Regions from separate parts of the Homo sapiens genome. Here region 2 is linked to region 1. A link is an interaction called in ENCODE POLR2A ChIA-PET data of the cell type or tissue named here. Cell type or tissue: K562. All regions are shown on one strand. Links, peaks and the distances in the headings refer to the core of each region. The heading gives the core; the rest is flanking DNA. Region 1 overlaps PLB1 (phospholipase B1). Region 2 overlaps TRMT61B (tRNA methyltransferase 61B).

Region 1 (2,914 bases), core at 152-2,651:
TGTCATTACTGTGAGAATCCGGTAGGCCCCCGACCAACCCCATGGGGACCTGAGAAGGAAGGTGCTGACCTCTGGCAACATCCTTGCCCATCCATCCCTGGCCCTGCCCCGAGCTCCTTGCTCATGGGAACCACATTTGCCTGCTGCCCCAGGCCCTCCCTGGTTTACACATGCCAGGCAAGGCCCAGCCTTTTCTACTGCCTGAGCGACCCCTGGAAGAGCAGGTGCATTGGTTCCCCAATTCCAGAAGTAAGGCCAAGGTGGACCCACTGTAGGCACTGCTGAGGTGAGGCCTCTCTTATCCACACAAATATGACCTCTGGTACCAGATAGGGGACTAGCCATCCTCACCCCATCCCTGCCCTGTTTCATTTTGAGGAAGGGCAAAACAATGTTCTAAATGGGGTTGGATGGGTCATCACGAGTTAACCAAACCTCAGTGGTGGCCCTGGGAGCCCAAACCTGTTCCTGATGTTTCCATGGGGAAATATGTCCAGACTCACAAACTTCTGGAAGTTGTAACTTCCAAAAGTTTTTATTTTGGAATACATCTTGTTCTAAGTTGGGGACATTCTGTATTTTATTTGGCCGGGAAAAGGCAGCTGCCCAGCCTCAGAGATTGTGGTCGAATGTTTGACAGTCACAGATGGTGGTGTGGGGGAAAAGGCATTTATCACTCCTTGTGGCTCACAGAGGCCAACTACCAGAGGCTTGATGAGAAGTATCCTCCCACACACAGGAGTTGGTTTTCCAAACCTCTTCCCCTCAGTTCTCTCCCTGACCACCCACACTCTAGAGGCAGAAGTGACCCTAACTCATGGGGATTTAAGTATTGCTGTGTTCTGGACTCCGGGGATACCTGGACCCCAGAGCTGCGTGGACACTGTGGACGCTGGCGTAGGGAAATGCCCTCTACTAGTCCCAGGATGTGTGTTCTTCATGGGAACAGTCAGGTTTATACTTCCGAGAGCGTAGTTTAGTTGAAAGGGCTGGGCTGCCCCGACTAGGATTAACTCAGACTGTTTTAAAAAGAAGGAAAGGGGGAAAGGCAGAAACTCTGGGAGACACGAGGTCCCCTCTCCTCTATTTTAACTCTTCGGCATGGATTGTCTATCTTGTTCCTTTCCCCTTCTTCCCAACTCCCAGTACCCCTTCTGGTGGCTGTGGCCAGAAACTCAGCGAACAGCACTGGTCCTATGCCCATCAGTGTGCTGGAATTGAGTGCACGGTATCTCACCTGGCCTCAGCTCTTCGTCTCCAGAAAAAATAATGGGCTGCCTGAGCTCTCCCCTCCTGCCTGAGTGGTGCTGCTTTGTGGGTGCCTCAACTCCCACTTCCTGTGGACATGCTTTCTTCCATGAGTATAAGAGCTTCAGGTTACCACCCGCACCCCCACTGGTATCAGCCTGTGACACCTTCTGGGCCTGTAGCCCAGAGCCACATCTAAAAATAGAGGCCCATCTCCCTCTGCTATAAAGCAAAGCCCTGAGATTCAGCCTGCAAGGACTTACTGAGCACCTACTATGTACCTTGTTTGCATCACCCAGGATGCTGTGGACACACCTCTAAATCAGCCTCCTACTGGGGAGATGGTTCAGAGGAAGAGAACCTTACACTGAGTCACAGGGGATAGAAGTTAGGGGAACACAGGAGAGCAAAACATTTCAGGCAGTGGGACCAGCATGGACCAAAGCCCAAAGGAAAAAGGAAGTGTGGCCACCCAGGGCATGGCAAGGGGCTGGAGAAGGCTGAGGTCAGATGACGGATGGGACTGCCGAGAGCCAAGGCCAAAAAGTGGCAGGACCCAGCACTGGCAGAGTCCACTGTTGGGTCTGAGATTATGTAGAGCAGGGTGGGGGTTGGGATTGTTCATGGTGTCTAGTAGGGGACAAGGGATGATTCCTTACAGAGACTCAGCAGCAACAAGAACTGGGCTTCTCAGTTTGACCAGGACCACCGAAGCCCCTCTGTACCCACTCAGTCATTTAGCCCAGGCCCCAGAGCCCTCCTATGCTCTTGCCATTCTCTCAGAGCGGGCACCAGGGGCTAAAGAGAGTACCCTTTTTTCCTTACAGGAGGCCCACTTGGCCACGGAATATGTTCAGCACATCCAACAGGCCCTGGACATCCTCTCTGAGGAGGTAGGAGAGGGGTTACGTGTTCCTGGGTCCCGCCAGCCACCTCCCTGGGATGCATGTAGGCAGGCTGTGTTCAGTGAGATGCTCACGGAGCAGAGACCCGCCATGAGTGAGCACCTGGATGGCAGGGAGGGAGGTGGCTGTCAAGCTCCTCTGCAGGGAAAATTCTCACTTGGCCAGAGACAGGGTTGTGTGGTAGCAATGAGCTTGCCTCTGAACCAATTGGCCCAGGTTTGCGCCCAGCACTGTGGCTTCGGGCAAGTGACTTCCCTGTGTCTCAGTTTCTCAACCTATAAAGCGGGGCCACTCAAGAAGATTCAGTGAGATACTACAAGTTGCATCCCCTCTCTGGGCCTCAGTTTCTTCATTGGTAAAATTGAGGGGAGTGGGAATTGGATTGTAGATGACCCCCAGGTTCCTCCCAGCAGTAGCCAGTGCCCTAACGAAACCACCCTCCACTCCCTGCAGCTCCCAAGGGCTTTCGTCAACGTGGTGGAGGTCATGGAGCTGGCTAGCCTGTACCAGGGCCAAGGCGGGAAATGTGCCATGCTGGCAGCTCAGTAAGTGGACAGGTCACCGTCCCAAGGCAAGGGCACCTGGGGTGAGGAGGGCTTGCAGGTGCCAAAGGAGGAGACCAGTTGAGGCAGAGCCAGGCAGGCCTGCCAGAGGGTAGACATGGCTCAGGGGCTTGGACAACATCAGGAAGTACCTCTACATTTGCAAATGCCTACTGTATGCAAGGTGCCTCATTTCTCTGGACCCCCTTTTGCTTTTCT
Region 2 (2,914 bases), core at 198-2,697, 230 kb after region 1:
CTCAAGCAGTACTCTTACCAATGTACAATTTTTAGAAACGTTCTTAAGAAAAGGAAATTATTCATGATCTAGCTTCTACTTAACAGTTCTGTATTATAATTATTTATGAACACCAACTATAATTCTTTGGTCCTAACGGTATATAACTCTCCCCCAGCAGCTGACACCCCCTCTCCTTCTCTATTCCCTCATATTGAGTAATCATCTGGCACTATTATTCAAGAGAGATTCAGCTGAATAAATCTAAAAAAGAGTGTTCTTTTTAGATCAGGAATGGTTCAGCAGGTTTCTACAAAGCTTCAATGATATCATTAAAATCCTTTGTTGTGTTTCATGCTCATCAAGCAAAATTCTGATGACCAATTTAATCTCGCAGGTATTTTTGACATTCCTATGGATGACCTAAACAGAGCTCTTTCCCCCTTATTGAGCTGTAACATGCAAGCCATAAATGAGAAAAAAGAACTGAGGTCTTTCTGTACAGGAAGCTGTGCCACTAAAACTATAGGTTTTAGTTATATCAGAGCTGGAAGCCAGTGCTGATAAAAATCATTTTCATGGCCAGGCACAGTGGCTCATGCCTGTAATCCCAGCACTTTGGGAGACTGAGATGGGCAGATCACCTAAGGTTAGGAGTTCGAGACCAGCCTGGCCAACATGGTGAAACCCCATCTCTACTAAAAATACAAAAATTAGCTGGCCATGGTGGCGTGCACCTGTAATCCCAGGTACTTGGGAGGCTGAGGCAGGAGAATCGCTTGAACCCGGCAGGCGGAGGTTGCAGTGAGCTGAGACTGTACCACTGCACTCCACCCTAAGCAACAGAATGAGACTCTGTTGCCAAAAAAAAAAAAAAAAAAAAAAAAAAAAAAAAAAGATTTTCTCTCCTCTTTGAACTTTGCTTCATTTCTCACCAAAACAGTCCATCCTTCCAGCAGCCAATTAAGGAAAGGAAGAAAGACTCCTAACCAAGGCCTCAGTCCATAGTGTGAAGCTATGAACTGTGAAGTGGCATCACCAAGGAATTCTGAAACTCTTCAGCCAGCAAATACTTCCATGTCCCAGATCTCCACCATGTTTGATCGCAGCTTAATGTATCCTCTCTTGTCATCTATCTTTTTACTTTCATCTTCTCTGCTTCTTTTCCCTAAGTCAACTTCCCAGTGTTTCTCTTCCTCACAATGTCTCTGCTCCACTTTCTGGAGCTTTGTTCATGATAAACACCTCTGTCCTCGACATCTTCAATGAACACACTCCCCTTGATATCCTGACTTCAACTAACTAAAGATGCCTTCTGCCTATTCCCTGTCAAATGGAAGCTACTTATTCCCCCAAATCTCACAGTTCAGGTTAGGTGCCGGGTTCAATATGCTTCCAATGCTGCTTCCAAAGTATGATTCATCCTAGAAATGCTGAGGTTCATGATGCTCAACTAGTCTTTGGTCCTAGCTTTCAGTCATTACCCCACATTCAATGACAACTTCAGCACCCAACTCGGTAACTCAGTATGTCTCTCTGTCCCAAATCCCACCATGAGATTAAAAGGCATGAAACGAAAATATTCTTTCAATCCCTAGAGATAGACATGAAGCAAACGAAGGAAGACCTTTGCCCATACAAAAGAAGCCTGACCCCTATCTTCTTTATAGTCAAAGTAATAACACAGGACCCACGTTAGAAAACTTACTGCGTCAAATGTTAAAGATTTTATGTCTTCGGTTGCTCCTGAAATGTCCTTATGAATAAAATCCACATTGTCTGGCCACTCTTCTACATGACTTAATTTCCATGAATCACGCCAGTGTTTGTAATTCTTCTTAGCCAGATCATGGTGGTCTTTTCGTACCTCAAAACTTATGACTCGTCCTTGTGATCCAACTTAAGTAAAAAATAATTTGATATTTCATAATATTAATCAGTTTATTAAAAAGTGTCAAAAATGTATTTTGCAAAGGTACTACATGTATGTGAAAAAAATAATTCAAATAGTTCAATGTTACAAGTCTGATCTCCTATCCCTGATCTCCAATTAATCTCCCTCCCTCTTCAGAGGCAACCACATTACCAGCTATTTACCTTTCCCATGATAGTCACTGCCTATACAAGCATGCCAAGTATCTCTCTGTGTTTTTAATACACACTGTGGTGTATTATACACACTGTCCTGTACCTTCCTTCTTACTTACCAATGTCATTTCAGTGCTTCTAGATGTACTGCATTCTTTTTTAACAGGCATTATATTCACTGTATGGCTACGATGAACATTTAGCTTGTTTCTAGTCATATGCTAATATAAACAATACTGCAATGAAAATTCTTATACCTAAGTCTTTGTATCAAGCCAGTATATCTCTACAGGATAAAGTCCTAAAAATGGAATTGCTGGCTCAAGGGGTATGTGAATTTATTCACATAATATTACATTGTCCTCCACGTAAGTGGTGTCAACTTATATGCCAACCAGCAATGTATTAGAATACCTGTATCTCAGGCCGGTCGCAGTGGCTCCCGCCTGTAATCCCAGCACTTTGGGAGGCCGAGGCGGGCAGATCATGAGGTCAGGTGATTGAGACCATCCTGGCTAACACGGTGAAACCCTGTCTCTACTAAAAAAAATACAAAAAATTAGCCAGGTGTTGTGGCACATGCCTGTAGTCCCAGCTACTCGGGAGACTGAGGCAGGAGAAAGGCGTGAACCTGGGAGGCAGAGATTGCAGTGAGCCAAGATGCGCCACTGCACTCCAGCCTGGGTGACAGTGCAAGACTCCGTCTCAAAAAAAAAAAAAAAAAAAAAAAGAATACCTGTATCTCCATACTCTCCCTAAGTTATTGAACTTTTTATCTGTATCAATCTAAAAAGTGAATAAAGTTTATCATTTTTAATGTAGATTTTTGAGTTTGGTTTTTTTTTTT

Evidence for each region. Peaks named below come from ENCODE experiments on the same cell type or tissue, not always from the same donor. Only the 100,000 strongest peaks of a DNase experiment are listed, where the experiment ranks them.
Region 2: POLR2A ChIA-PET joins it to region 1 with 5 read pairs; 4 of 35 experiments call an interaction of 5 or more read pairs at or near these places.

Annotation. Positions count from the first base shown.
Region 1 is chr2:28,626,488-28,629,401 of GRCh38, forward strand. It overlaps PLB1 (phospholipase B1), which reads left to right. Exons shown (of 58, transcript NM_153021.5): 51 at 1-21; 52 at 2,076-2,141; 53 at 2,607-2,698. Among named protein-coding and RNA genes, the nearest start is that of PPP1CB-DT, 120 kb to the right of the region's middle. In K562, for the core only: no CTCF peak of the experiment used is centred there; a DNase peak (open chromatin) is centred at 1,377; H3K27me3 peaks cover 1,832 bases.
Region 2 is chr2:28,859,431-28,862,344 of GRCh38, forward strand. TRMT61B (tRNA methyltransferase 61B) reads right to left here. Exons shown (of 7, transcript NM_017910.4): 3 at 1,688-1,878. Among named protein-coding and RNA genes, the nearest start is that of TRMT61B, 9.4 kb to the right of the region's middle. In K562, for the core only: no CTCF peak of the experiment used is centred there; no DNase peak of the experiment used is centred there.